Linked DNA regions of Homo sapiens: region 1 is linked to region 2. Evidence: read pairs that join two places in POLR2A ChIA-PET (ENCODE). Cell type or tissue: HepG2. All regions are shown on one strand. Links, peaks and the distances in the headings refer to the core of each region. The heading gives the core; the rest is flanking DNA.

Region 1 (4,383 bases), core at 273-4,272, 170 kb after region 2:
CACTGCACTCCAGCCTGGGCGACAGAGTGAGACTCCATCTCAAAAAAAAAAAAAAAAGAAAAGAAAAGAAAAGAAAGTAAGTATTGGGGCGGGGCATGATGGCTCATGCCTGTAATCTCAGCACTTTGAGAGGCTGAGGCGGGCAGATCACCTGAGGTCGGGAGTTCAAGACCAGCCTGACCAACATGGAGAAACCCCATCTCTACGAATACAAAATTGGCCAGGCATGGTGGCACATGCCTGTAATCCCAACTACTCAGGAAGCTGAGGCAGCAGAATCACTTGAACCCGGGAGGCGGAGGTTGTGATGAGCTGAGATCGCGCCATTGCACTCCAGCCTGGGCAACAAGAGTGAAAGTCCATCTCAAAAAAAAAAAAAAAATTAAGGATTGGCTGGACTCACGGGACAGTGACAGGCAGTTGACGTGAGGCCCCTGACAGTCTGTCCTGAGCCGCAGCCAGATTAATGTTGCTGAAAACGTACCTTCCCATAGCACAACCCATCACCCTCACAACCGCCCTGCAAGCTCCCCTGAACAGTGTGACCTCCTGTCCATCCAGCAGCCTCTTTATGAGTGAGCTGCAGGACAAGCTCCGGCGCCCCGAGGACACTCACATGAGGAAGCAGGAAAGCGCTTCAGTGTCAGGACTCTGGGGAAGGTGCCTCCGGGCCAGGGGCTTGTAGTGCTGCCAGAGTCGGAAGTTCTCATAGACACTCTTGGGTTTACAGGAGTCGTCCGGCCGGGCCTTGGCCTGGGAGGGAGCCAGGCTGCCCTCTCCATGAGCCCCTTGTGGCCATGGCCTAGCGTTCCCTGGGGACACGATGGGGGCCACCTGGGCAGCCGGTGGTGGTGGTGGAAGAGGAAGGCCATGGGACCAGCCTCCCTCACAGGCCTGGGTGCCCCCAACCACCTGGGCAGAGGTAACGGGCACCCCAGGAGCAGCTGCCAGGAGTAGGGGAGGTGGACACATGACACCTCCACAGAGGGTGCCTGGAGCCTGCCAGACGAGGGGGGCCTGAGTTAGGATCAAGGTCTGTGCCTGAGGGGGCTTCACAGGCCCCACTTCTGTCCTCATCTGGACAAAGACGTTGGAAGCCCCGGCCCCACTCGGGCCGCGGCCATCCTGTCCTGCCACTAGAGGGGTGCTGGGGAAGGCAGAGAGCACCAGAGGGCCGGCTGGAGGAACCACTGCAGTCACGAGGGGCGGCCTGTGTGCTGGGCCGGGAGCGGGTGTGGCAAAGGGCAGAGCCGTGAACACAGACAGGGAGGTGCCAGGGTTCACGGTCACGCCGGGTCCCAGCACTGGGTATGCTGTGGAGACAAAGGAAAGAGGTGAATGAGCTGGCGTCTCCAGGTCCACACTAGTCACTGGGGAATCAGGGGAGTCCCAACAGCTGAGGGCATGTGACAGGGAAACTCTGCAGCTTGCAAGTGTCCCTGAGTGTGCATCAGATGCTCTGTTCCTCCACGGCAGAGTCGCTCCACTAGAGAGCCTGGCGCCAGTCACCAAGACTCCCTGACCCTTGTCTGCCAAGAAGAAACAGCCAAGCCTTTGCTGTCTCTGAGGGTCTCCCTCGGGTGTCCCTGGCAGACTGCACCAGCCTCACAGGCATCTCCCAAGCCATGGGTCAGGGATGAGTCTCTCGGTGGCTTGGTGGCTCTCAGTGTGCTCAGCAGCAGGTGAGGGGCCTACCCCAGGGCAGTGCTCGGCATTCAGAAGGCCGACAGGAAACCAGAAGTTTCCGAATATTATGGCCCCATCTCCTCTTCAGTCTTCCTTTCCCTGAAGCTCTTGTAAACCCCTTTCTTTCCTAGCTCAACACAACAAAAGAAAACCACTGGATAGGCCGGGCGTGCTGGTTCATGCCTGTCATCCCAGCGCTTTGGGAGGCCCAGGCGGGTGGATCACCTGAGGTCAGGAGTTGAAGACCAGTCTGGCCAACGTGGTGAAACCCCGTCTCTACTAAAATACAAAAATTAGCTGATGGTGCGTGCCTGTAATCCCAGCTACTCAGGAGGCTGAGACAGGAGAATTGCTTGAACCGAGGAGGCAGAGGCTGCAGTGAGCCGAGATCGTGCCACTTCATTCCAGCCCGGGTGACAGAGCGAGACTCCGTCTCAAAAAAAAAAAAAAAAAAAAAAAAGAAAACCACTGGATGGAAACTCACCCAAGCCAGTGCCCTAGGAACCCTGAAGATAACCCATAACACATCACGCCCAGCATGCAAGTGATTGTCCTGGCACCACCCACACAAGTGTTAAATAGGGGTCAGATTCAGGCCACCCATTCCTCAGTGCTCAGTGGTCCCAGCTGCCACTCAGGAAGCTCAGTTCCCAGGGAGCAGATCTGAGAAGCAGTGGTGGAGTCCCCTGAGATATTGTCATTGTGTAGCCAGCAACAGCTGCACATGACTAGAACACAGCCAGCAAATGGTGAGCAGCAGGGCTATCAGGGGAGGTGTCTAGGGATTTTCTTTTTTTTCTTTTTTTTTTTTTTTGAGACGGAGTCTCGCTCTGTCACCCAGGCTGGAGTGCAGTGGTGCGATCTCAGCTCACTGCAACCTCTGCCTCCCAGGTTCAAGCACTTCTCCTGCCTCAGCCTCCTGAGTAGCTGGGATTACAGGCGCCCGCCACCATGCCCAGCCAATTTTTGTATTTTTAGTAGAGACGGGGTTTCACCATATTGGTCAGGCTGGTCTTGAACTCCTGACCTCGTGATCCACATGCCTTGGTCTCCCAAAGTGCTGGGATTACAGGCGTGAGCCACCGCGCCCGGCCAGGGATTTTCACAGCTGCTAGTCATGTTACACTAAATAGTGGGACAGGGAGCCCATCTCTGGTCCTTCTCCTTTGAGCTCCCAGTAACTGAACATAGGGACCAACGAAGAACCAGGGGTTCTTGGGCCACAGGCCAGGTGAGGCAGAGTTGTCTGGAACTCATCCCTGTTCACTAGGACCTCATGCAGTCTCTAGCCAAGGGGAATAAGGGATACAGCACATGCACCTCATCAGTCAGGACACACATCCTAGTTTGAATAATAATAATAATAGGACTGTCTTCCTATTTGTGCGCTACTCTCCTTCCTCTACTGAAAAGGAAACCAGCCTTTTCAGAGCCTTCCACTGAGAACCAGCAAGAATCCACACCTGTCGCCCGTTCATGAGGTAGTATAAATGGAACAGGAGCAAATTCTTCACCTCCACAGTAACACAAAGTACAGAGGACGGGCCATGAGCTAGCTGACGAGAGGAAGTGGGTCTGAAGACCTGAGCTTCCACCAAAGGGCAAACAATTCAGAACAACTCAGGAAACCCAGGCCCTGTGTTGCCTGAACTTCCCCATTCTGCCCCCACCCCTGTTAAATCAAAGCCAACAGCTACCTGAACTGACGGAGAAGCCATCTCTGGGGAGGAAGCTGAGAGGCTCTGGGCTGTGGCAGTTGCAGTGGCCCCCAGCCTTGCCCACCCAGAGGCTGTCACTACATGCTCTGTCACAGCCAACCCACCCAACAGTTTTCTGGCTGAGACCACTTCTCCCCACTCCTCTCTAAGAACTAGAAAACTCCAGTCCAAATCCCTCTAAACACTATGGAAGGGCACCTTCCAGGTGCCTGAAGACACGGCACAGGGCTCAGGCTTGCCCGTCATTCTCCCTGGGCCACCAGCACAACACGATCCCACCACTCCCTACAAACACAATGACGTGACCTGTCCCCCTCTAGAAAGGATCAACCCATCCTCTCCATCCTTTCCACTACACGGTGTATTCCCCCAGGCATCTTGGTCCGCCTCTAAGGAGCCCTCCTCCCTAACCACAGACTCAGGGTGCCATGGCCATCCCCAGGTGTGATGTCCCTGGGGACATCCAGTGCTCCCTCCCTCAACATCAGCCCTATAAGCTGTCCCCAGGGACAGTTCAAATTTGAATTCCCAAGGAGTTGAGGCAAGGCAGACTCGGATAATGCCCCATCCCTACAGGCTCACCTCCATTTGAAGCCATCCCCTCAGGCTGGGCACTGACCACCACTGTCTGGCAGCTTCCGCAATGAAAAAAGTCAAGGGCAGGACCCAGAGAGTGACCTGACTCAGCAGATCCTCCTGAGTCCAAGTGGAGCAGGGATAATTTGCATATAAACAGGTTTGGAACACAGGACCCCAGACATTCTGCAGAGGGGGAGGGGCAGTGGGCAGCCGGGCTTGGCGGGGGTGGGGGACATTCTGTGAAGGGCTCTGGCCAGTAGGCAAGAACCTGAGGTTCCCTTGGTTCAGTTGGTTGCCATCCAACTGGATGGCAGCAACACAGACAGTGTGCGCCTCTTTAGGCAACTTTTAAATTGTCCTTCTGACTCACAGCAAAAGCTTCTACCTGATGTCCCCTTTA
Region 2 (4,383 bases), core at 179-4,178:
TCAGAAAGTTACAGACAGAAAATATAAAAATATTCAAATTAGATCTACATCTATGTACTCAAACAAAAATTTAAAATTTTCAAATTTTTAAATTATTTTTATTTATTTATTTTTTTTTTTGAGACATAGTCTCACTGTCTCCCAGGCTGGAGTGCAGTGGCACAATCTCAGGTCACCGGAAGCTCCACCTCCCGGGTTCACGCCATTCTCCTGCCTCAGCCTCCCAAGTAGCTGGGACTACAGGCGCCCGCCACCACGCCCAGCTAATTTTTTGTATTTTTAGTAGAGACGGGGTTTCACCGTGTTAGCCAGGATGGTCTCGATCTCCTAACCTCATGATCCGCCCACCTCGGCCTCCCAAAGTGCTGGGATTACAGGTGTAAGTCACTGTGCCTGGCCAGGATCCCTTTCTTAGAAGGCAGGAAACTGAGATCCAAGGCTGCCCAGCTAGCAAGAACCAAGATTCTCCTGGGTCTGTGTGGCTTCTTCATTGGTGTGCTTTCCCCTACTTTTTGCTGCCCCATCTGGAAAGACCTGATCATGGGGTGATGCTGGTACTGGGTTTTATTTCTTTTATTTATTTTTGAGAGAGGGTCCTGCTGTGTCACCCAGTCTGGAGTGCAGTGGCACAATCACGGCTCACTGCAGCCTTGACCTCCTGGGCTCAAGGGATCCTCCCATCTCAGCCTCCCGAATAGCTGGGACTGCAGGCATGTACCACCATGCTCAGCTAATTTTTGCATATTTTGCAGAGATGGGGTTGTGCCATGTTGCCCAGGCTGGCCTCAAACTCCTGAGCTCAAGCAATCCACCTGCCTTGGGTCTCAAAGTGTTGGGATTACAGGTGTGAGCTGCCGTGCCCAGCTTGGTGCTGGGCTTTAGGGGTGAACTGAAGACCACCAGTTCCGGAGTATGAGATCTTGACTTTTTCTAGAAATATTAGAATGGTTGCATCTGAGATTTCATTTATTTCCCTCTAAATTATTCAGGTGATTTCTTCCATGTGGCTATTCTTTCAACAATGATCTGCATTTGGCTGTAGCAGAAGTCCATGAGCAGTGGCTTTAAAAAATTAGGGGTTCTATTTTTTTACTTTAATGAAATGTCCCAAGGTAGGAAGTCAAGGCTGGCTGGCTTGGGATCCGTGATGCTCCAGCCCTTTTCTCTCAGCCATTTGGTAGGTGCTCTTGTCAGCACGTAGTCACAGGATGGCTGTCCCATATAGGCATCCTGTCCATGATCCCGGCAAAGGGAAAGGGAAGGGTCAAGACTGGTCCCAGGGGCACATGCCCACTTTTAAGCAGCTTCCTAAAAGCCCACCTGACTGGATTCTACTTCTGCTTCCATTGCACACCTGGTTACTCCCAATGTCAAGGGAAGCAGGAAATGAATGTAGTATTTTTAGCTGCCCACATTGGTTCCCCCAAAGAATCAGAGTTCTTTGGGTAGAAAAGTGGTGAAAAACGGGTAGTGGGCTGGCAACCAGCAGTGTCTGCCAGGCCTGGGGCCTCCCTGCCTCAGGGTGGAAGCCCGGGCAGAGCAGAACCTGTGGGCTGGAGGGCCTCCCTGCAGGGCTTGCCTAAGTGTGTGTTAGTGCTCCCTTGGCAGGACACAGAGAGGCTCATCAGACCTGTCCACCAGCACCACCAGCACAAGGACCATGATCAAAACCATCGGAAACTGCCTGATCAGCGGCATCCACAGCCGCAGCCACATGGTTACCTCAAAGCAGGAGCTGGAGCATGCCTCCGAGTTGGAGAGGCTGCAGTGGGTGGCCTGGGACCTCACAGTCCCCCGCCAGCTCTGCCACCAGATGCTGAGGCTCCTGCAGCAGCACCAGAATGCGATATAGTTTCTGCGAGAAAGGACAAAAAGTTCAGGACGGAGATGAAGAGGCTCATGCACGATGGCATGGTCCCCCAGGTCCCTGAAAAGGACAACATGTCTATCAGGCACTAATTTCAAGAGCTCATTAAAGGAATAGATATTGCTGACTTGGTCCTGCCTGAGTTAGCCCAGGCGCTGGCCACCGTGGCCAGGCTGCCCGAGGCCTGCAGGATGGGCAGGGCCACGCAGAGCGAACTGTTGGAACAAACGCTCCAGGAGATTTTATGCAAGTCAGAGTTGGGCTTGCTGCCAAAACCGAACAAAGAGGCAAAGCTTCCTGGGGACCCATGTTATTCCTCCTCCACTTCCTCCACTGGTGTGTTCTCCACACAAGGAAGTGGGCTTAAGTCTAGGGAATCAACAGCGTAAAGTCATATTTTGGCCTCAAAATGTCAAAAACTTTGATCATTTTGCCTGTAATTTGAAAGTTGCTAGACTTCACTTCTTAAAAAGAAAAAAAAAAAAAAAACTTTCCACATTGTGATCTCTCTCTTGATTTGGGTTATTCTGCTGCTAATTAATCATCCAAAGTTTTTTTTTTTTTTCCATTTTTAATGGAAACCTGCTTTAAAAGCTTGTTGCTGAAAGCTAACATAGGAGGGCTTTAACTAGTGGGAGATGCTGAGCTTGGCTGGGCTGGAGGTGGTGCAGGAGGTGAGTTCTTGGCACAACTGAACAGAACAGCATCGTGCTCTGATGACTTACTGTGCAATTTCAGCTCAATTGAGCTTCAAATACTAGACATTACAACGGCAATGACTCCACAGAAATGAAGCCTTGGTTAGCTCTTGTCCATGGATTTTGTTCTTTTTCCTTCACAACAGTCCTAACTACAGTTTATTAAATGCTTACCATAGACTACTATGCACCCTTTATATTAATGAGTTAATTTAATTCTCAAAATAACTAAAAGAGCTGAGAATTATTATCTCCACCTTATAGGTGGACACTCAGGGTCAAAAAATGTAAATAACTGGTTTAGGATCACATATTTACTTAAACAGTGAGCCGTAAAACAAATTCAAGTCCATCTGGGTGAGGCCTGACTTCTTGTAGGATATTCCTAAGTCTCTGAAAGCAGTACTGATTTGGAAACATCACCTTAAAGAACACTGCTGGCCTGCCGCGGTGGCTCACGCCTGTAATCTCAGCACTTTCGGAGGCCAATGCGGGAGGATCACTTGAGGCCAGGAGCTTGAGACCATTCTGGGCAACACAGGAAGACCCTGTCTCTACAAAAAAAAAAATTTTTTTAAATGGTCAAGCATGGTATCCCCCACCTGTAGTTCCAGCTACTTGGGATGCTAAGGTGAGAGGACAGCTTTAGCCTAGGAGTTCGAAGCTGCAGTGAGCTATGATCGTGCCACTGCACTCCAGCCTGAGTGACAGTGACATCCTATCTCAAAAAAAAAACCACTATTACAATTCTCCAGAAGTTCACTCACTCTTCTTTCCAGTCCACTAGTTTTTATTAAACATTTATCTTAAAATTCAGTGTTTATGAATTACTTTGTGAATGTCTATTATGACAAGCACTGAGTTTAATGCTTTACATACATTACGTTATGAGAACTCCATTCCACCTGAGGAGGTAAGCATTAGAGTGCCTAGTGCCGAACGAACAGACAGATGAACTGAGGTGAAAGGAGATCAGCAGTTTGTCGAAAATCGCAAATAGCATGGTAGAAATGTGGGTTCTAGATGTTACTCTCAAGCCAGTCCTCCTCCTAACCACTTTATTAGTAACATCTCTGGTTGCATGTGACAGAAATTCCATCCAGCTCCAGGTGAGAAAAGAGGGAAATGTACAGCTTCTGATGCTCAACGGGGAAGGGATGGAGTGTCCTTGAGGATGCCTGGATGTGGGGACTCAGCTGCTATCATGACCTCTTTCTCTGTTTTTTGTCTCTTTTTCTTTTTTCTTTTTGAGACAGAGTCTTGCTCTGTCACCCAGGCTGGAGTGCAGTGGCACCAATCAGCTCACTGCAACCTCCGCCTCCTGGGTTCAAGCGATTCATTCTCCTGCCTCAGCCTGCCAAGTAGCTGGGACTACAGGCGCCCGCCACCACACTTGGCTAATTTTTGTATTTTTAGTAGAGACGGGGTTTCACCATATTGGCCAGGCTGGTCTCAAGCTCCTGACCTTGTGATCCGCCCGCCTCAGCCTCCAAAGTGCTGGAATTACAGGCGTGAGCCACCGCGCCCAGCCTTGACTCTGTTTCTTGACTCTTGCTTTGCTTTTTCTGCTGTGGACTGACTTCTTCTCACATGTCATTACAGCTTGGGATCTGCAGCTAAGAGGACTTCCTTCTCCCAGTCCATGTTTACATTTCCAGGAAGGGACACTGGCCTTATTGAGGTACTGTCCCCTTATAGGACTTACCAGTGTGTGTTACCCACTCACCTCTGTGGTTAAGGTACTGTGATTAACAGCTGAGACCACAACCCCACAACTAAAGTGGGGCAGGAGCTGTATTTCAAAAGAAGAGGCATGCT

The links. Peaks named below come from ENCODE experiments on the same cell type or tissue, not always from the same donor. Only the 100,000 strongest peaks of a DNase experiment are listed, where the experiment ranks them.
Region 1: POLR2A ChIA-PET joins it to region 2 with 12 read pairs; 2 of 35 experiments call an interaction of 5 or more read pairs at or near these places.

What each region holds. Positions count from the first base shown.
Region 1 is chr9:94,324,622-94,329,004 of GRCh38, forward strand. NUTM2F (NUT family member 2F) reads right to left here and starts at 4,023. Exons shown (of 7, transcript NM_017561.2): 1 at 3,987-4,023; 2 at 617-1,313. The coding sequence starts at 4,002. In HepG2, for the core only: no CTCF peak of the experiment used is centred there; no DNase peak of the experiment used is centred there.
Region 2 is chr9:94,155,051-94,159,433 of GRCh38, forward strand. It overlaps the pseudogene LOC107987099. Among named protein-coding and RNA genes, the nearest start is that of MIRLET7A1HG, 9.0 kb to the right of the region's middle. In HepG2, for the core only: no CTCF peak of the experiment used is centred there; a DNase peak (open chromatin) is centred at 2,131.